3 separate regions of the Homo sapiens genome follow, and all the other regions are linked to region 2. The links are chromatin loops, found by intact Hi-C in ENCODE. Cell type or tissue: PC-3. All regions are shown on one strand. Each heading gives the region's core, and the rest is flanking DNA. Links, peaks and the distances in the headings are about the cores only.

What was found. Hi-C counts contacts between places; a loop is a spot of excess contacts. Peaks named below come from ENCODE experiments on the same cell type or tissue, not always from the same donor. Only the 100,000 strongest peaks of a DNase experiment are listed, where the experiment ranks them.
Region 1: a loop joins it to region 2, with 18 times the contacts of the local background. A loop is called at or near these places in 9 of 110 quality-filtered maps.
Region 3: a loop joins it to region 2, with 10 times the contacts of the local background. A loop is called at or near these places in 9 of 110 quality-filtered maps.

The regions. Positions count from the first base shown.
Region 1 is chr2:118,853,187-118,860,044 of GRCh38, reverse strand. No RefSeq gene overlaps it. Among named protein-coding and RNA genes, the nearest start is that of EN1, 9.0 kb to the right of the region's middle. RefSeq lists enhancers at 335-1,094, 1,095-1,856, 1,857-2,618, 6,115-6,650. In PC-3, for the core only: a CTCF peak has its summit at 4,266; a DNase peak (open chromatin) is centred at 4,244; H3K4me3 peaks cover 1,478 bases; H3K27me3 peaks cover 1,137 bases.
Region 2 is chr2:118,489,373-118,496,230 of GRCh38, reverse strand. It overlaps LOC105373579 (a long non-coding RNA gene), which reads left to right and starts at 2,824. Exons shown (of 3, transcript XR_923251.3): 1 at 2,824-3,423; 2 at 5,889-6,132. RefSeq lists enhancers at 5,422-5,981, 5,982-6,542. In PC-3, for the core only: a CTCF peak has its summit at 3,689 (motif pointing left); no DNase peak of the experiment used is centred there.
Region 3 is chr2:118,861,392-118,868,249 of GRCh38, reverse strand. No RefSeq gene overlaps it. Among named protein-coding and RNA genes, the nearest start is that of EN1, 17 kb to the right of the region's middle. In PC-3, for the core only: CTCF peaks have their summits at 2,733 and 2,932; a DNase peak (open chromatin) is centred at 2,939.

The DNA of each region.
Region 1 (6,858 bases), core at 1,150-6,149, 360 kb before region 2:
TAGGAAGGTTTTATCTAGCATTTGGCAAATCCTAATTGGGTCTGTTAAAATAAAGGAGTATCCCTTCAGAGCAGAGAAGGGAAACAAACTACAGTAAAATAGAGGAGAGGGGCAGGTCAGCAGACTCTGCTCCTTGCTGGCAACAGGGGCTTGAGAGCTGGGCTGTGAAGAGGTGGCTTATCCCCTATCCTGAGAGCCCTGGCAGAGCATGAGAAGCTGCCAGTCCTACCTAAGATGTTCTCGCTGCAAGGCCTACTTATTCTGCTCTTTAGGTTAAAGAAGAAACCCCAGGGAAGAAGAAGGGGAGGGGTCGCGAGGCAGCTAGGGTCCCGGAAGACTACGGGAGTAAGGAAAAGGAAGGAAACTGAAGTCTCAGGTGCTGCGCTGCAGGACCCACAGCCCGGGACAACCCGCTTCTCTCTGCACACCTGCACCCCCCTTACAGCCAGGTTCTGGCACCTCCTCTCTCTTCTCCAGGGAATTCCCTTCACCGGGGTGCGTTGGACCAACGGAAACCCCTCCAGTGCAGCACCAGCTGCAGGTTCGGGAATCAGAGGAGTTCCCTGCCGCCCTGCAGGTGAACTGGGGTCAAGGTGGAACCATGGGACTGGGGACTAGTGGAACTATGCCTCCTGGCGATGCTGGCCCTCAGTCACCTCCTTCTCTCTAGCAGGCTTCCCGGCCTTTCCTCCCTACCCCACCCCCACCCTCTTCCTTGCGAGCCAGGGGCCCAGTTCCAGGGCTTAGGGCAGGGTGCTCCATGCGAGGTGGTGACAGGAAGGCCAACAGGCTGCCGGAGTCCGGGAGTGGAGCGACCCGGAGAGGCGACTGCCTCAGCGCGGTTAGAAAACGCTGGGTCATCCTGGTTTTGTCACGGGCCTCGACTGCTCCCGGATCACCACCACTTGCACCCTGACAGTTGAGGTGCGGCTCCGGGGAAGGCTGGGCCTTGTCCTCAAGGTGGGACCCGAGCTCCCTCACGTACCAGTCGGAGTCATTGCCTGGTGACCATAGGCAAGTCTGAAAAAGTCTTGCCCTTGGTGGGTCACCCCGCCGCCGCGGAGACCGGCCATGAGCTTGGAGGCCCGGGACCCTGAGATGTCCACCCCAGGAGCTCAGGGCTGGGGGCCTGCCCAGGTCAGCATTTCTGGCCCCCTACCTCCGCCTCCGGGGGCAGCCAACCAGCATGCCGGAGTCGGATGCTCGACCCTTTCCGGGGTCACTGAGCTGGGAAGCCAGAAGAAAGCAAGCCGACAACAATACCAACAAGGGGAGATGCGGCCTCCGGCGCGGCTCTCTGGCCAGCTCCTCTGGGTGATGCAAACGAAGATCCCTGTTGGGAGCAGGGGTCGGAGCCAGAGGCCCCACCTAAAGAGGCGCTCGCTCTGCGCGGACCCTCGGAGAGGGCGCAGGCAGAGTATTCCCCTGACCCACCCTGGCGGGGAACGCGGCCCCACTGGAGCGCCTGGGAGCGCTGAGACCTCGCGTGTGTTGCAGGGGGAAGGGCAGGGAAGGTTATAACTCCTGTCCCCACCTGGAGCCCGCAGGGCGACTTGGAGCGTCTCCTGAGGGAACTGGCCCCCATCTGGCTTCCTACGAGCTGGGGAAATATTCGGTGCTTCGTTTCCCGCTTGGTATGGGCATGCGCTTGGGGCGGGTTTAGCCTCTCCGACCTCAGTTTCCTCCTTTGTAAAAGGGAGAGTATGCTGGTTCATACCTTGATAGGCTCCCGGCATGCCCATTAGGAATGCCCAAGCCAGCCCACCAGGTGAAGCCTTCAGAGCCAGGCAGCCCAGGGCTAGCACCTGATAGATCCTGAGCTGGCTACCATCGTTCCGTCGTCTTTTGAAGGTGGAGACCCCTAAAGAGAACCGCTTCCGCTCTCTGCCTCCTCCCCCGACCCTGCACTCTCTATCTCTCTCTCTGTATCTCTCACATCTCTGTCTCTCATTCTATCCCCTTGGTAAATTGGAAACATCTTAGTGAAAGGTGAAAACAAAGTTTAACGTAAATCCGCCTGTTGTTCAATTGAGTGCAACCACAGAAGCTGGTCTGCGCCGCGCGAGTCGGAGCCAGCGTTCTGCGCCCCAGAAGCTTCCCGTGTCGCGGCCAGTTCTCCGCCGCGCACTCGCCTCTGGCGTCTTTATCTTGCGTGCTCAAATCTGGGTTCCGTGGCGGGTCTGGGAGAGTCGAGTCCAGCGGCGGGATGGACGGAGAGTCTTGGCTGCCGCTCAGTCCGGCCGGGCATCTGTGTCCACGCGGCCACCCGGCTCAGCCCACAGCTCCCGCCCTGGGCTCTCCGCGGGCCCCGACGCACCGGCAGTGCTGGAGCAAGGCCTGGAGCTCCGCCGTCCTGGCTTAGTCAGATGGCAGCTGACCCCAGGGCCAGGACCCCGGCGGCCCTCACAAAGTCCAGAATTCCACGGGGTGGGTCTGAGGAGTTGGAAGCTGTCGGTGTCACAAGTGGGGAGTAGACAACCGGTGCCACCATGCCCCAGCCGGCCGCAAGTGGGACCTCGCTGCCCTAGCGGGAGCGGGCGCAAACTCTCGACCACACGGAGGGCCCGGGTGTCAGGGCGAGGCCCCAGCGGAACCCTCAGGTCTCGCTTGGTGTTCAGGAGGCTGCTCACGCGACAATGATGGGACCTCCAGTCCCTCGATTTTCCCGTCTCTTAATAGGAATTAAGAGACGGGACGCTCGCCCAGAATCCCGTGTGTGCGCGGCTTCTCAAGACCCTGAAATTCACCGCCTCCAGGCAGCACGCGGCCCCAGAACGATTCCGGGACTCCAAGAAGGACAGAGCAGAAACGTCCCATCTATCCCGAAAGCAGAGGGTCTCCAGTTCGATGTGGCAGGCTCGCTGCGGCCCCAAGGGCAGTTTCGCTTCTCAGGGAATGCTATGCGAGACCTCCACCCAGGTGCCTAGAAGGCAGCCGCTCTGGCCTTGCGCCGCCAGCCTGAAGCTAAGGACCAGGACAGCCGGCTATGTCTGGCGAGGACCGTTCCGGGGCTTCCCGAGGGGTGCGCCAAGCTTGGGGGCTGCCGTCCCCACGCTTGGAGCCCAGAGCTTGCTGGACTGTAGCCTCCCTTGAGCCGCACGAACTCGGAACTCCAAGCAGAGGTTATAAGCGATCTCCGGATCAAAGTACTGTCCCCTTTCCCTGGCTTTCGAGTTTTATTCATTTCATGGAAAGGTCAAGCGTGGCTTGAGGTCTGAGCTACCCTGCACTGGTCTCGACGCCTGCCGTCGATGCTCGTCGGACACTGCCTGGCAGGGAGATTTGGGTTAGGAGCCACGTCTCCACCCCCACCCCAGGGCTCAGGTGCGTCGTTGGCTCAGTCTTCGCTCTCCCTCTAGCCTCGGCCCTTCTTACGGGTCCTCTCTCTAACACTGACCGCTGCCCGGGTGCTGTCTTCTCATCTAAGCCTCCCGCATGTCTCTAAGCCCCTCCTTGTGTCCTCGCTGGACCCACGACATGGGTGCTCTCCAGCAGTGTCCACACTGCAAAGTGAATGAAGTTTTACTGGTTTCATTTTTTAAAAAGGTTTAAGTTAATGGGCACTTATCGGGATAATTTGGACCATCCTAACCCCATCCAAATGAAAACCTAGACAATTGAGAAAACAATAATGGCAGCAGTTATACATTAAATATATATGAGATTAGGATATAAATGGCACATAAAAGTCCAGGATTTATTCAAGGCTAGAAATAGAAGGCAAGGCACAGGTGTCTACAGACGCTGCTCAGATTCAGTATCAGTTTCAAGGTCAGAGTTGGGAGAGGACCAATCTCATCCAACGCCCTCAGTTTACGAATAAGAACACTGAGGCCCAGAGAGCAGCGGGGTTCCGCCCAGGGTCACACAGCGCGGGGGAGGTAGAGGGAGTAGGAACGTAGCCCCGACTACCAACGCGGCGCCCGTCCCTGTGTGGCTCGGGTATTTTCTGCTTTCGGAATCGCAGGGCAAACCCGCACCCCCCACCCCCCGGAGGGGCTTTTCCTCCAGCTTTAGCTGTCTTGAGGTGGGGAGATCCCGAGAAGGATCCCTTTGTGGGAATTCCGTTGTCTCTCCCGCCTCAGGGGTCAATTGCCAGGAAAGAGGCCGGACGTCCCCACCGCAAGCGCAGGGCTTCAGGCACACATCTCCCCGCAGCCCCGAATACCCCGAGGGCGCCACACAGACGCAGTTCTCACTGGCGCCGACAGGTGGCGCGTTCCCCACAGGGAAGCCGGCCTTCAGCCGCCCGCGAGCTCATCAGACTCGGCTCCCTGCGCCACCGCCGGCTTCGGGTCGCTCTATGGAAAGAAAGGGGACTGGAAGCGGTGCGGCGGGGGAGCTCGGGCTTGGTGCCGAATGGTCTAAAATAAAACCCGAGAAACCCAGATTCCAGCCCTTCGGCTTAGAGCGGCCTCACGGTTCCACTGTTTAAGGGGCCGCTGCGCGCCGGGTGCAGAGGACAAGGCTCCGCCGGCTCCGCGGAGAGCACACGGGACCCACTGGGGTCACCCCTAGGGGGCGCGATGTCCCCCCCGCAAACCCTCCCACGCACCGGCTCTTCCATGCGCGTCCCTGCAGCCTCCTCGGCTGCCAGCCCCAGCCCCCATCCTTCCGCCTATTTTTTTTTTCTTTTATAAATGGGGGTGGGATGGAGAATAAGGGAAAAAGTGAGCTTTTTCAATTGCGGCGATAATTGTCCGCGAGATGGGTTTCTTAATCTGCTCATCCATTATTGACTGCTCCTCTAATATTTGGCTTTGCCGCTTTGATCGCCAGAAGATCACATACTTGACTCCTTTGCATAACAATTTTGGGGCGGGAGTCATCGGCGCGGGAGGGGAGGGACGTGCCTGGAATGGCTTTGTGGCCGGTATTCCACCCCTACCCCATCCCTACCCCCAGTCCCCCCGCAGGAAGTGAGCCCAGCCTTCCCTTTACCGAGCCCCCTACCCCTAACTACCATTCACGCTTGGACAGTTGTAGCGGGGGCGAAGAGGATGCTGCTAACCCCCTGGTGGGTGGAGGAGAGGTGGGAATCTTAGGAGCCCTAAGTGGGATCCGACAAGGGGAGGGGTTGTGCTTCCCTCTCGCCCTCAGCCCCACTACATTCCCAGCCCCAAGAGATCACCTTCCCTCCTTCCTCCCACCTCCGACACCCACCGGGAAGGGGGTGAACCCTTCCTGGGGGTGAATGGAGTGGAGTTGGAAGCCTGGGGTAGGAGACCGTCATCCCCCGCGCTCTCATCTGGGACTCAGGCTGCAGAACAAAACTGGGACGCCCGCGGCTTCCCAGCGGGATTTGGCGAGCTCTGAGACCAGTGGCGGCCTCTGTGGGATCCCTACCTAGTCCCTTACTCTCTTCGGGTCTCAGTTGCCTCATTTGTGGAGCGGGCTTTTGGTCTCTGCGCTCCCTAAGGTCCCTTTGATCTTGACCTTGGCACGTGTGGCCCACCCTCCCCTCAATCAGGGCTCAGAGCTGCTGAGGTGGGTCTTGGTGGGAAACAAAAAACCAGTTGCTATTTTAATCCGGGTTTAAACAACTGTCTCCTCTTCCCTGGCATAGTTCAATGGCGGGGGTGGAGGGGGTGGTTTGGAGGGAGAGATAGGGTAAAAGGTGAGGTTTGGGGTCAGAGCCTAGGGTCGTTCCAACTTCACATATTTCACTTCCAAAACCTCGGTCACTCCCCAGCTCTCACACAAATTCACTCACTGACACGCACACATGGAGACTATTCACGTGGACACGCACACACACTTTCACACCGACACAGCAAAGCGCAACCACACGAGAATTAGAGAGACAAAACGAACGCAATTTTTGCGTGCACACTCGGGCACACACTTGGACTCACTCACGCACCCACCCAGAGCCTCTGAGTCACGAACAAACACGCACGCGCGGGGCTACACACTCGTTCCCCTCCCAGCTTTCTGCTGGAGCAGGGGAACAGGGAAGATGGCCCGAGAAGGCCTTGGCATTGCAGTGACCCCCTCCCGCCCCCCGCATCCGATTCAATACGAGGAAGGAGGTGGGCGGGGTGGGGGAGACAGACGGGTTCTCGCCCCTCTCCCCCGCTCCCAGGCTCTTGAGACTTTCCGTTCCCTTACCGCCCCACCTTCTGTACTAAACTTTTTCCTTCCACATCTTCCCGCCTGGGCCCTGCAGCGCCGACCTCTGCTGGAACCCGGAGCTTTTCTTGCACCTCCCCGGGAAGAGGGTCCCAAAGATGCACGCCCCTTGGGCAACAGGGAGGCGCGGCCTGGATCGGGCTCCGGGGCCGGCAGAGGCAGAAAACCTAGGCGCCGAGAGCCAGGTGCGCGAACTTTTGTCTCCTTTTCCAGGGTCAGTGGGAAAAGAGCCCCGGGACAACCACCCGCACCCCTACAGGAGTCAAAGGGAAGAGAAGGAAGACAGTTAATTCTGGGACAAGCAAAAAGAACGGTTTTGGAGTCACGGGGGCGTTCCTGCACAAAGGACTTGGATGTTGTGTTTTTTCTTCTTTTCTGGCGTTTTCCGTTCCCAGCTTTGAAGTCGGGTTCAGACCTCCTGGAGACCACGGACTGAGCGGAGGGGTGGGGGTAGCAGAACCCAGAAGCCGCGCTGGCCCCTCCTCAATCGCTCCCACACTCTCACAAGCCCAAGGCCAGTCTGTGTGGACACCGAACGCGCCAAGCCGGATCCAGGCGAGAGCGGCCACTCGGACAGGTGGGGACCAGGGGTGGGAGAGGGTCCCCTAGGCCTGAGAACACCGACCTCGGGGAATTTTTTGGGGAGTGGGAGGGAGCCATACAGGGAGAAAAGCAAAATAAAAAAATAGAAGAAAATTCAGGCGTAGACATTGAATTAACTCCGGA
Region 2 (6,858 bases), core at 969-5,968:
TGCACAATGAGGATCCCATACATGGCAGTGCCACCGCCCAGCAGCAGAGGGTGGGGTGGCTGTGACCCGGGGCTCCTGACAAGTGGGTTGGCCTCCAATAGAATTTTGAGGAGGGATTTGGAGGATACTTTTGGAAGACAACAAAAAGAGATTAATTAGCTTAAAGAGTGCCCTTAATAATCAGTTTTCGGCCCTGGCTGCATGTAAGAATTGTTTAGCCTTTAGCCTGCACACCCAGAGACTGAGATTCAAGTGGGCCCAACTACAGGTATATTTTAAAATCTTCCCAGGATATTCTAAAAAGTCCCCAGAGTTAAAATTACCAATTTAGGCAAAGGGTGAAGGGTGGCTACTTAGGCTCCACCAGGCATTACCATGGTCTCAGGAAGCCTCCCCCAAGCTCAGATACATTAACAGGCAGCTTTGCAGAAATAGCAACAAAACTTTTCAAGCCAAGGAAATGTCAGAGGGCAAACCCCTTGGAAGGCTCTCCCAGTCATTCAATGTTTCCACTGGGGTACAGTACAATCTGAATGCTGTAGTTTGGGCCAGCCACAAAATGTAGCAACACTTCCTTCAGAATCTCCATTGTCTAGCAGCTCGGGGATGGGAGAATGAGCAAAACTCATGACAGCAGCCCTGTGGCCCAGCATTTCATGCCTGTATGGTAGGATGCGGTACTGTCCTTGAGCAGAAGGGATTGCTGCAGGAATAATGACTTCAGCTGTGCTCACGATCTGAGCTACCCACAGTGCAGGGCAGGTCATGACTAGTTTGGCCTGGTCTGCATCTATGTAGTCAACTCTCAACTCTGCAGGAGAGGATTTTCCTGTTTATGGATTACGTTTGACCAACTTTTAATTCCAGCCTGTTTTTTTCCACTACTCCACCCTCTCTGGGTCTTCCTCCCCATTTTCCTGGATGACATTCAGACTCCTACAACATTTACCTCTGCAACTGTAACTAGGATGTCAAGCTGGTTTGCAGTGTTCATTTTGGTGCTGAACCTACCGCAGGCACCAAATGTCTGTTGATTGATTGGTTGTCACCAGAACATAATGTGTAGCTCAAAGCACAGGAGAATGATGTTTGGATGGTCTTCTTTCCTACATGTGCTGATGAGCAAGAGTTGACTGTGATATCTTCTAGACTGAATAATTGCCCTTTCTACAAATGCCTCTGGAGTCCAGAAATATAGAACAGACAATGTCTCTTTATTATCACAGTGATACCTTTATATAATCTCTTGTTGGTTCAGTTATGTTTTAGACCTAATATGTAATCTAGCAGAGTTTCCACAGCGATCCAACCTGAAGTTTATTTTTACTATTTAACCATTGAGGAGCTATATTTATTAATTATTATAACCTGATTTAAATGTGTTTCTAAAAGTTTAGAGAGAAAAGACAAAAATAAGGCATTTTAAGAGAGCAGATGTCTAAACTCAAGTGCTGAAATAACTTCAGAAACCATAATAGCTTAATGAAAGGCCTGTATAATGTTTGATTTAAAAAACAAGAGTGAAGTAGGCTGATGGGCACAGGAGAAACTCTTAACTTTGAATGTTATAACAGGGTTTGATGTATACATCTGAGAATCAGTCTATAGACTGATGTTTTTTCTAAGAGAGTAAGTTTAGATTTTAAGAGGAAGGATTCACATAGGAAAAAGTTATCTCCTAGAAAAGATGCTGCAGAATTATTAGGTCCTTAGGATGGGCAAAACATAACCAATATTAGGTTATATCTTCAGGCTATTATTATGGGCAACAAGAGAAAATACTGTAAAGACTTAATAATTTTGCCTTTGTAGTCTTGTTTTTAATATTCTTACTAAGCTCTTCCATAGCATAAAGTACTTGTGGGAAACCTGCTACTGTTTCTTCAGTCATATCTTCTTCCAGACTGGGTCCTTCAGCTGCTTCTTTGCAGGTTATATGTGTTTTTCATTTGATTATCAATTATCATTGTATTAGTGTTTCTGGTGTAGTACGTTTAGCAGTTCTCATGCCGTTTCTTTTTTTTTCTTTCTCATGATTAACCTGGCCATGTTTGTCCAGACCTTGTTTGTTTGAAGTATTGAGTTCATTCTTTCTGAATCCTTCTCATCTTCTCTGTCTGAAACCAACCCCACAGGGGTGACAACAATTGCGTGCCGGGTTCTGGACAGAAATATAGTTAAAGTGAAGCACTAATCAGACTGCACCTTGGCCCACTTCCTTGTTGCTAAAAGCCACATAGCACTAGATAGTGGCCACTTGCATCCCCATCGTTCCTGTAGGTAGGATTTCTGATATAGGGTCATAAGACTGTTTAGGAACTGACTTGCATCCTCATTGTTCCTGTAGACAGGATCTCTGACATTAGAATCATAAGGTTTTTGTTTAAGAATCACTTAAGAAGGTTTTTTCCAGCCCCAAATTCGAGTAGCCACTTTAAAGTCCCCCTTCCCAACCCCCCACAGAGGAACGTGATCAGCATGAGAACACAGCTTCTTAATCTCTGTATCCAATGACTTTACCCTGCACTCTTTAACCAATCAATGATCTCCACACTTTGGCCCACTCCAAAACTCTTAAAAACCCTACCTCCAATCTCCTTGGGGAGGTGGATTTGAGGTTTCCTAACATCTCCTCACTCAGCTACCCTACCTTTGAATCTCTTTCTGTGCTGCAACTCAGTGTTTTAGTGTATTGACTTGTTGTATGCATCGGGCAAGGAACCTATTACAGTTATAGGTCTTTCCTTAGAGCTGTATTGTGAGGCGACAATGTTACGTATCCACTGCTCCTTTGTGACTCAGCGATGCAGAAGTGAAGAAAAAAGATTAATGGCAGCTGAGCACAGCCCTGGCTGGACAGTCTCGGTTCTGCTTTCTTTTCTGAGATCTTTTTACACGTTCTGTACCAGCGACCATTCCACTCAGCCAGAGGTGCATCCTGTCCTGTGGGATTAGCTGAGCCCTCTTCCCCAACCTGGCAGAGTCATCTGCATTATGGAAAGCTCTGGTGGCCTTTCCTGCCATGGTCTGACCCTCCCTCTGCTGAGGCAATGGCAGCGCATCAAAGTCCCTACTCTCAATGACTTTTTCTTCACTTTCCTCAGAGCTGCTCCACTTGGCTCTGGTCCTCTTCTTTTCAGATTGGAAAGCATTACTGAGATTTCTCACGACTTTTAAATTGCCTGCAGTCTGTTTTGGGGCATAGGGACAGGGTTAGAGGCCCTGAAGCGATGCTCACTGCTTGTCATAGACAATCTTTTTCTTGCTGTGACCACTATTTCCATCAGTTACAGTGCGAGGTGGCTCCCCCTTCACTGTTTGGTTGCTCTTGGTGAGCTAGAGCTGAAATTCCCAGTGGAAGTTGAGTGTAAGTCCCGGTGGGAAGGTGAATGCAGGAAATCTTCCCTGGAAATAAGATAAAAGGTAAGTAGTGAATAATTATAATTAAAAATTTGGTGAGCGTTCACCTTGAATTTAGGTGTTTGCATTTATTTAAAATCTTCTAAATTGTTGTTTGTTATTTCTAGGTAGGCATTGTAGCTTAATTAAATCCATGCTTTCATCTTTATGAAGAAATATATTGTAATGGGAAGCACAAGCTTGCATAATTTTTAATCTTGCTTTCTCTCAGTTGTCAGAGTGAGTCTAATTATTTGCTTATGAAACTAAAATCAACTACCACCTTGTGGAAGCTATCAGAATTGCAAGCATATTGTAAAACCTTAAAGGATGGTTCTCAACCTTGGTAGCACAAGTGAATCACCTGGTGAGATTTTAAAAAGTACTGTGACCTAGGTCACACCTGAGATGGATCTGAGGTGGTACCCCATGCATTGGTTTTTTTGGAAGTCTCTCAGGTGATTCTGAAGCAGTGTCCATCTGCTTCTTCTTCTTCTCTCCTTGACTGCCATTCCTCTCTGCCACATCCTCTCAAACCAACCCCATCCCTAGGTTCTCCAGGCTCTTTCTCTGCACAAGTCCCCCTAAATAGTCCAAATTCAGTATCCCTCCCTCCATCAAAATGCTCATTCTCTTCTAACTCATGGGTTAAAATCTAAGTTGAGTCTATCCAGGATTCTTGCACTGTAAATGAGAACAGCCAAGGAAAATGCTTCATGCCATCCCCCAGTAAATAATTGATGTTGGCAATTTAGGCTGGTACAGAGCACTCCATACCAGCTAGACAGGCGTCCCTCCACCTACTGGGCCATCTGATCATTTCCCAAATAGTGTTCCATTGTTTGTTCAATGTCTTTTTAAGTTTATGCTTGACACAAGATTTCCCATCAGTCACAATGCAGTGAGCCCATATGAGCAGTCCTACAATTAAAATAACATTTTTAAAAACTTACTTGTTTTATTCAGCATTTTTCTAGATTGTTTATCAGCAGAACCTCTCTTTTCTAGAATGCTTATTAGCCCTGTGATGAAAAACTCTTTAACAGATAAGATATGGTGCTCTGGACCCTTCCCTTATAAAGATCCGCTTCTCGCTTCTGTTTCTTATGGTCCTGCTTTCATGCAGAAAGCAGTGCTTTCGGTGAAATTCTCAGGCTGCATTTTGCAGTCCTTTTTCTCTCACCTCCACAACAGCCCTGAACATTTATAGGCCTTTCCAAGTCAGATATTTTAAATCTTGATTAATATTTTCAGGCTGAGTTGAGAAGCCATAAAACATACCTAGGCTGGGAAAATCTTATAAAAGTTGCTTTACACCCAAGAATGTGGAAATGCAGGCACTTCTATTTTGAGAAAAAAGTGACTGCTCCAGTTGGTGTCATCACTGGTCACTGCTAATTGGGATCTGAACGTTTTAACTTGCATGAGTCGTCTCTGGCCATGCTGTACCTCTGCATTTTCCCAAAGAGCTGCCGAAGGTTTGTGCATGAGGAGCAGTTGGAGATGAGAGTCTAAAAGTGCCTTTTCTCCCTTTTCAGTTTTCTGGCTGTTCCCTGAGGAGCTCACACCTGTCTTTCTCCTTCCTTTTCATCTTTCTCTAGGCTGCTTTCTTAGGACTAAAAGGTGGAGGGTCTGTGCACAACAGGCAACAATTCTTCTTCTGAACCATCCTTCTCTCTTTTTCTTCTTTCTTACCCTCCCCTCTGCCTTAGCATCAATGCCTGTAGTGAATTCCCCAACAGACCACACAGCACATACTCAGAGAACAGCAAAGACCGCGTGCCAAAGAAATGAAGACAACACCATTAAAAGTAGAATTTGATATTTTGAAAGTCTGTAAAGGAATTTGGGGAGAAATCAGAACTGTACTGGCTTTTCTTGCCTTTATCTTATGAGCTGGTAGAGCTCTTTTTGGGAATTGCTTTTGTGAGCACCATAACCTTTTTCCATTTTGGTCACCCAAGGGTGCCATACTGCCTGTTGCGGTACTGGCACAAGTTGCTCAAAGAAAGGAAAGATAAAAAGGGACAGTGTACTTGGAAAAGGCCCCTGAGAGGACATGAGTTTGATCGGGGCCCCGAGGGATGTGTTGAGTTTAGCCAGAACAATAAGAATGAAAAAGTTAAGGCTGTCTTCCAACCACTTTGGTTTCCTCAGCATTAAACACAGCTGGAGTGAAATAGGAGGGGCCTCACCCCTCAGGCTTGATCTGTGGCAGACTGCTATTCTGCCAAGGCCCCGAATTCCATGACATCTCTCCGGAACATGGAAAAACACCTGGTCCCACTGAATCCACAGTGAAAATAATTCCCCAGCTTAATGACAAAGCCCTTGCGGAGTCAAAGCAGCAAAGGATCCAAGGCTAATGCATGGGTTGCTTTCGAATCATTAATAACAATGACAATGCTAATAACTTTAGTGTGGGGGGAAGAAAGGGAGGATAAGAATGGGTCTTCTGATTTGTCATTTGGAGCCTTCCTGTTTTATAGCCCATGGAAGATGGCTTTCCCTGCTCTGTTTTGTTATCTTCGGGTCCCAGATACAAATGTGAAGAGAATGGGCACGTTTCCTGGTGGGTCCTGGGTTCTACAGACCTTCAGGACATTGCCTGAGAGCCATATAAGCTGGAAGGGCAAAGGAGCGTGGCTCGAAAAGGGAGAAATGTGCAGCATAAGCACCAGGAACAAACTCAGAAGCAGACAGGAAGGAGCCCCCAGGCTGAAGCTGACCCTGGTGAGCAGTCCATTAGCATAATTGTTTTGTGGAATGCTAAATCAAGCTAATTATCATATGCGTTACCTCATATACTTATCTTTTGCTTGTTTGTTTGTTTGGTTGGTTGATTTGTTTTTAGAGACAGAGTCTTGATCTGTCACCCAGGCTGGAGTGCAGCAGTGCAGTCATGGCTCACTGTGGCCTCAAATTCCTGGGCTCAAACGATCCTCCCACCTCAGCCTCCCAAAGTGTTGGGATTACAACTGTGAGCCACTGCGCCCAGCTGATTTTTGTATGTGTGGTTAAAACACTTAAAATCTATTATGTTAGCAGTTTTCAAGTTTACAGTATATTGGTATTAACTATAGTCACTATAATATAAAGTAGATCTCTTGAACTTACTCTTCCTGTCTAATTAAAATTTTGTGTCTTCTGTCCAATACCTCCCCGATCTCCCCACCCCAGCCTCTGGTAACCGCCATTGTTTTCTGCTTCTATGAGCTCAACTTTTATACATACATCAAAATATCACGTTGTACACCATAAATAAAAAAAGAAAGAAGTATTCACATTTAAAAAACAATAATTGTTTTGGGTCAAACCATCAATCCACCCAGCCTAGCAGCCCTGGTCTGGTGCAAGATTAAAAAGTAGAAGACAGGCTCTTCAGCACCCTCTCCCCAGCCTAAGGAGAGCTTCAGCCTCCGCATTCTTCATCTCCTCTGCCTGAGTGCCTTTCTCCTG
Region 3 (6,858 bases), core at 562-5,561, 370 kb before region 2:
AGGGATGTATCCTCTTCCTTGAGGCTGAAATATATAACATATGTTATATATAATGTTACATATTATATATGTTATATATAATGTTACATATTATATATGTTATATATAATGTTACATATTATATATGTTATATGTTATATATAATATATGTTATATGTTATATATAATATATGTTATATGTTATATATTATATATGCTATATGTTATATATTATATATGTTATATATTATATTATATATAATATATGTTATATATTATATTATATATAATATATGTTATATATTATATTATATATAATATATGTTATATATTATATTATATATAATATATGTTATATATTATATTATATATAATATATGTTATATATTATATTATATATAATATATGTTATATATTATATTATATATAATATATGTTATATATTATATTATATATAATATATGTTATATGTTATATATTATATATAATATATATGTTATATATTATATATAATATAATATATGTTATATGTTATATATAATATAATATATGTTATATGTTATATATAATATAATATATGTTATATGTTATATATAATATAATATATGTTATATGTTATATATAATATAATATATGTTATATGTTATATATAATATATGTTATATGTTATATGTTATATATAATATATGTTATATGTTATATGTTATATATAATATATGTTATATGTTATATGTTATATAATATATGTTATGTTATATATTATTTATATAATATATGTTATATATTATTTATATAATATATGTTATATATTATATATTATTTATATAATATGTTATAATATATAACATATAATATATTTTATTTATAATATATAACATATAATATATTTTATATATAATATATGTTATAGTTTATACATGTTATATAATATATGTTATATTTTATACATGTTATATATAATATATGTTATATTTTATACATGTTATATATAATATATGTTATATTTTATATATGTTATATATAATATATGTTATATTTTATATATGTTATATATAATATGTTATATTTTATATATGTTATATATAATATATGTTATATATGTCATATATACTATATATAATGTTATATATATTATATATAATAATATATTATATATTATATATAATGTTATATATATATTTTATATATATGTTGTGTGTATGTATATATATATATATCAGAATAGTTTTACTGCCCTAAAAATTCCCTGGGCTTCACCTATTCACCACCACTTTCCAAGCCCCTGGCAACCACCAATCTTTTTACTGTGTTCTAGAGATATTTTTACACATGTATACCAAGAGACAAAAACAAGAATGTTCACAGAAGTAAAGAGCTAGGAACAACCCAAATGTCCACTGACAAGGGGATAGATAAATAAAATGAGATTTATTCCAGCAATGAACTCTTATACAGCTGATAACCTGACTCAAGCCCTGTTACATGCATGCAACAGTGACGAATCTTGGAGAAGTAATACTTAGTGAAAAATCTAGTCCCATCGACCATAGAATATCATTTTTTATGAAACTCAAATACAAGTTAAACTAAACAACATGTAATAAAACCAGTTTTTAAAAGGCAAAGAAGACCAGGCATGGTGGCTCACAACTGTAATCTCAGCACTTTGGGAGGCCAAGGTGGGTAGATCGCTTGAGCCCGGGAGTTCAAGACCAGTCTGCGCAACATGGTGAAACCCCGTCTCTACAAAAAAAAAAACAAAAAAAAAACACGAAAATTAGCTGGAAATGTTGGTGTGTGGCTGTAGTCCCAGCTACTCCAGAGGCTGAGGCAGGAGGATCACCTGAGCCCAGGAGGTCAAGGCTGCGGTGAGCCATGATCTTGCCACTACACTCCAGCCTGAGTGACAGAGTGAGACCCTGTCTCAAAAAAACAAAGGCAAAGATATAAAATTTAGGATAGTGATTAGTTTGGGCAGAGGCAAGGGAATGGGACAGGGAAGACACGTATATACAGAAGATCCACCCACCTTGGCCTCCCAAAGTGCTTTGATTACCGGTGTGAATCACCATGCCTGGCCTTCATTGCCTTTAAAAACAGCCTTTATTACATATTGTTTACTTTTACTTGTATTGGAGTTTCATAAACATAGAATCACTGTTGTTCTAGTTCTTGAAAGTAGTTCCTAAGTATTTATGGTTTGATTTTAAACACATTCATTGGTAGGTATACATATATATCCACATACATAGATATCTCTTGTATGTGTTAAATATATTAGGTATTTTTAATTGTGATAATGCCTAATGTATGGGATTGTTGTGAGAATTAAATGAGATAATATATGCAACAATTGACAACAATTGCATTTATGAGTATTATCATCTCCTAAGAAATCATGGTTGGTCTCCAGAGACACAGATCCAATATTTAAAAAAAAGGAAAGAAATCACATTTGGCCACTTCAGCTCCATGTTTGGGTCACCTCCTGAACTGCGAGTTAGACTCGAGACTGGGCCTTTCTTGTAGGTCACCACCAATGAGGCAGTATTTGAGTCTTCTTCATCAGTGTCTCAAATTCCACCATTAGATTTATGAACTTGGGAAGCCAGAAGTGACTTTAGAGGTCATCCGCTATAACCTTGAGGAGGAGAAGCCCAGAGATGTTGAATGGTTTTCCTAAAACTACTCAGTTCTACTCAAGGTTCTTCTAACCCTCAGTCCACAGCCATTTCCCCAGTGGTTTAGGGTGACAGGCCCAATATTATAGATGTGGAAGAACTGAAATGAGATGGAGAGAAGTGAGAGGAGAAATGGAGGTTGGAAAGACAGCCTTCTACAAGTTTAGGATTTCTGATGCACTGGCCCACTCAGCAAGAGGTGGGTGACATCAGGACTGCAGAACTCAGGACCTGCACACAGCCTGTGACCGGTGTAGTATCAAGAAGTGGCCATACGATGTCACCAGAAACCAGTATTTAGAAATTAGTCAGCAGGGGCTCCCAGCCTACTCTGGGCCTTTTGGTTCCTGTCAGCAGGGGCTCCCAGCCTACTCTCGGCCTTTTGGTTCCTGTCCAGTGGAAATGAAATTTTACTGAAATTCTGAGGTGCTTCTGAGCATGTGACTAACAAGAGAAGGAAAGTAATGAGCAAGTTCTCAAAATAGTTTCAGAAGAGACAGGTAGGCCTACCTGCTCAGAGGACACTCACTGCAAAATTTTCTTCTCAGCAAAAAAGAAAGGCTGCAGGACCTCTCTAGAGCAAAGAGCTCCTTTCCAAATGGGAATGAGATACTTTGTAATCTTTTTTTCTTCTTGCTAAGCCTTTGAAATCTGGTGTGCATTTTACACTGACAACACACCTCAATGCAGACCAGCCACATCTCAAGTGCTCAACAGCCCCAGATAGTGAGGAGCCACCATCCTCAGGGGAGCAGACACAAAGCCACATCACATGGAGTCAGCTCTGAGAAGCAGTCTCCATACAGTACAAGGATATGAGCGTCCAGGAGCATCTGTTCTGAGTGGAAGGATGATTTGTCAGGCAGCGCTGACACAGCCTGGACTCCCCCAGATTCTCTGCCACCTGCTAGATAATGCCTGAAATTCTACCATCTGCTCCTTTTAGGTCTCATATCCTTTAAACCCTAAATGGGACTTACCCTTCTCTCTCTTTTTTACTCACGGGGTAGATCTGAATTTATGGAGGGATGTAGGCTACGAGGTCTGTCCTTCATGGGAAAAGTCGCAGACCAAGAGGACAGAGGATCCGCTTCTTTGACCCATTGTAGACTTGCCTGATAGCCTCCCTGACTGTGCTTGGAGGGGTACTCAGCAGCCAAGGTCACCAGGCCTCCCAGCAAACTGGCTTCCCCGGGGCCAATCGTCCGACTCTCGGAGCCCTGGAGCGCTGATTCCTTCCGCCGCTCTGGACCCGGGTTAGCCTGCTCACACTGGGAGGGGGCCTCTCATCTACACAAGCTTGAGCGGTTTCTGCTGGGCAGAAATTGGGATTGTCTCCACTTTGCCCCTGCAGGCTTAGGAAGGATTTCAGTTTGGTGGTTTCTACAGGCCTTGGACCCATTTTACTCTATGGACTTCTGATATAAACTCGGCCCCTTGTGCTATTGTGGGACCTGATGACATGCTAATATCTGGGAGAAATGATGAACATTTCAGCTCCCAGACCCCACACCAGTGCCAAAGAGCCTGCAGTGTGGAAGAGGCTGAATGTAGGGGGAGAGAGATTGGCAGCCCATGGAGGGGTAATTTTGGCAGCCCTTGGAGGGAGAGAAAGGCTCTCTACATCAGAATAGAAGCCTCACTTCCTAAACATCCTGTCGAAGTAAGAGTGTGTTCTTAAGAGAATTAACCAAAATTATTACACAAATTCTTGGGTTCCCACAGTCCATGGAAAAAACAGCAGCCAGCATGGAACTACAGATACCTAATAAGGATTGGGAGTCATCTGAGCCCCCTGATGTTGAAAATCATCAAATAAAGCTGATTTATTTGATGCAGCTCAGGGCTGCACAGGACAGCTTAAGCCTGCCCGTTCTCCCCGTTAGAAGGCTCCTCTCGGGTGAGCACAGTGGCTCACACCTGTAATCCCAACACTTTGGGAGGCCGAGGTGGGCGGATCACCTGAGGTCAGGAGTTCAAGACCAGCCTGGCCAACTTGGTGAAACCCTGTCACTACTAAAAATACAAAAATTAGCCGAGCGTGTTGGTGTGCGCCTGCAATCCCAGCTACTCTGGAGGCTGAGGCAGGAGAATCACTTGAACCCGGAAGGCAGAGGCAAGTTGCAGTGAGCTGGGATTGCGCCACTGCACTCCAGCCTGGGTGACAGAGAGAGACTCCATCTCAAAAAGAAAAAAAAAAAAAAAAAGAAGAAGAAGGCTCCTCTCCTCCTGCTCCAGCCTCTCCTTGCTTCTCTCCCTGGTCCCTCTCCATCTCCCCAGCCCCACTCTCCTTACTCCCTTCCCACCAACCAAAGGGACCAAAATGTTTTTTAAAAAATGTCAATTATTTATGAAATTCCTAGGAAAGGCAATGCTTTCTAGTGAAACACAACTTCATGAAAGCAAAAAGGCAGGAGTTGTTGCTAAAATCTTATCTTCACTATCAGGTGTGTCTCACTGGGTGACTTACCCAATTTGGAAGCAAATGTTTCATGATGCAGCAAGAATCTTGGCTGGAGCTGACTAAAACAACAATAACAGCAGAACCAACTTGTTAGAAAGTTACCAAAGTGATGTGTGCATATGAATTCCCCACTTTTTCCTAAAAGTTCTCAGACATCAGCTCCCATTCATGTGTGTGGAGGGGACATGGTTGTTGACTGGCCCATTGTCCTGGGTTTATAACTGTATAATGTGGCATGGAAACCACACACCTGCAAGGTCGCCTGTGAAGTTGAGAAGGTTTCAGAGGGAGAAGAATCATATTTTTGAATTGCAGGATTTGCATGTAGATTTTTCTTTTTATCCAAAGAAGCAGCAGGCAGATGACCAGGCAGAAAGGCCACTGGCCCAGAAGTCAGTCCCTGCCTGCCACTGACTGACAGTGTGAGCTTGCATATGCCACCTATCTCCCTGTGCTAGGACTTTCCCAACCAGAAAGCAGATGAGAGGCTGGACACGGTGACAATCAGGCATCTCACTGTAAAGAAGAAAGGAAAAGCAAAGCCTGTATTTGGACAGGAGAGAGTGAAATGGCAAACTCCAAAATTCCTTTCAACTGTGCATGCCTATTTTGTATGTGTGTGTGTGTGTCTGTGTGTGTGTTGTCAGTGTCTGACCCTACAAACCTCTGATCAGAGTGCAACCATGAAGTCTCACTTGGCCTAAACCCCAAAAACCCAACACTGCCACTGTTGATAGCATTCTTATTTGAGTGCCTTTTTAAAAAATAATTACCTGGGAAACCACCTGTTTCTGTACAATATTAAAAATATTTTACTTCCAAAATTAAGGTGTATTTGAGTTATTGTTGCCTAAGACAAACAAAACAAAGCATTTCGTTTCTAACTTTTTTTTTTAAAGCTATGCTCTTCTCAAATGGGGAGGGCTGTGTCATCACGTAGAAGGAAAAGCTGAACTTTGAACCGAATTGGGAAAGACAACAAAAGGTAGCTGAAGGAGTTCGAGTTTGTTATTATTCTCTAAGTCATTAAAACACAAAATTAGGACAAGTTCAAGGATGAGGAGTGTCATTAAAATATCTAGGTGATTCTTTAAAACCCCTAAAAGGCCCAGAGGTTTCTGGGGTGGAAATTCCCAAAAGCCTCAATCATGAGTCACTGTAATTTGTTGCCCTCAAAGCCTCCACTAGTTTTGGCAGAACTCAGGGCCCCAAATCTGGAGTCCAGCAACAGTAGGGAAACTTTTTATGGGGAGAGGATGGTGGGAAGGGATGGGTGGTGGGGAGAAATTGCCTTATAAGGAAACTCTTAAGTCCTGGGGAAGGCCTGGTATTTCACCAAACTAAAAAATTGTTAAGGGAAGATCCTTGAACCCCTTACTCCTCCCATCAGGAATTCAGAGAAAGAAGAGAGTGAGGGATATGTTATTCCTCAACACAGACTTGTACTATATCCCTCTCTTTAAATGTGAAGGGGTAACCCACTTAAGGGAAACATAGCGATTTCCTAGCCAAGCTACGGAGCATAGAAGACACGGAACTCACAGAGGTCAGACAATGAGGGAACATGGCTGAAGCCACTGGACACACCACAGAGACAGCCAGAGCCTCTGAGGCAGCCAGACCCAATGTGAGGAGCAACCACACCCTGGAAGCCCTGGGGGCAGGGAGGCACAGACGAACCTGTCCAAGCCCTCTTCCGAGCTTGATTGCCTGCTCTGCCATCAATCCTCTCTG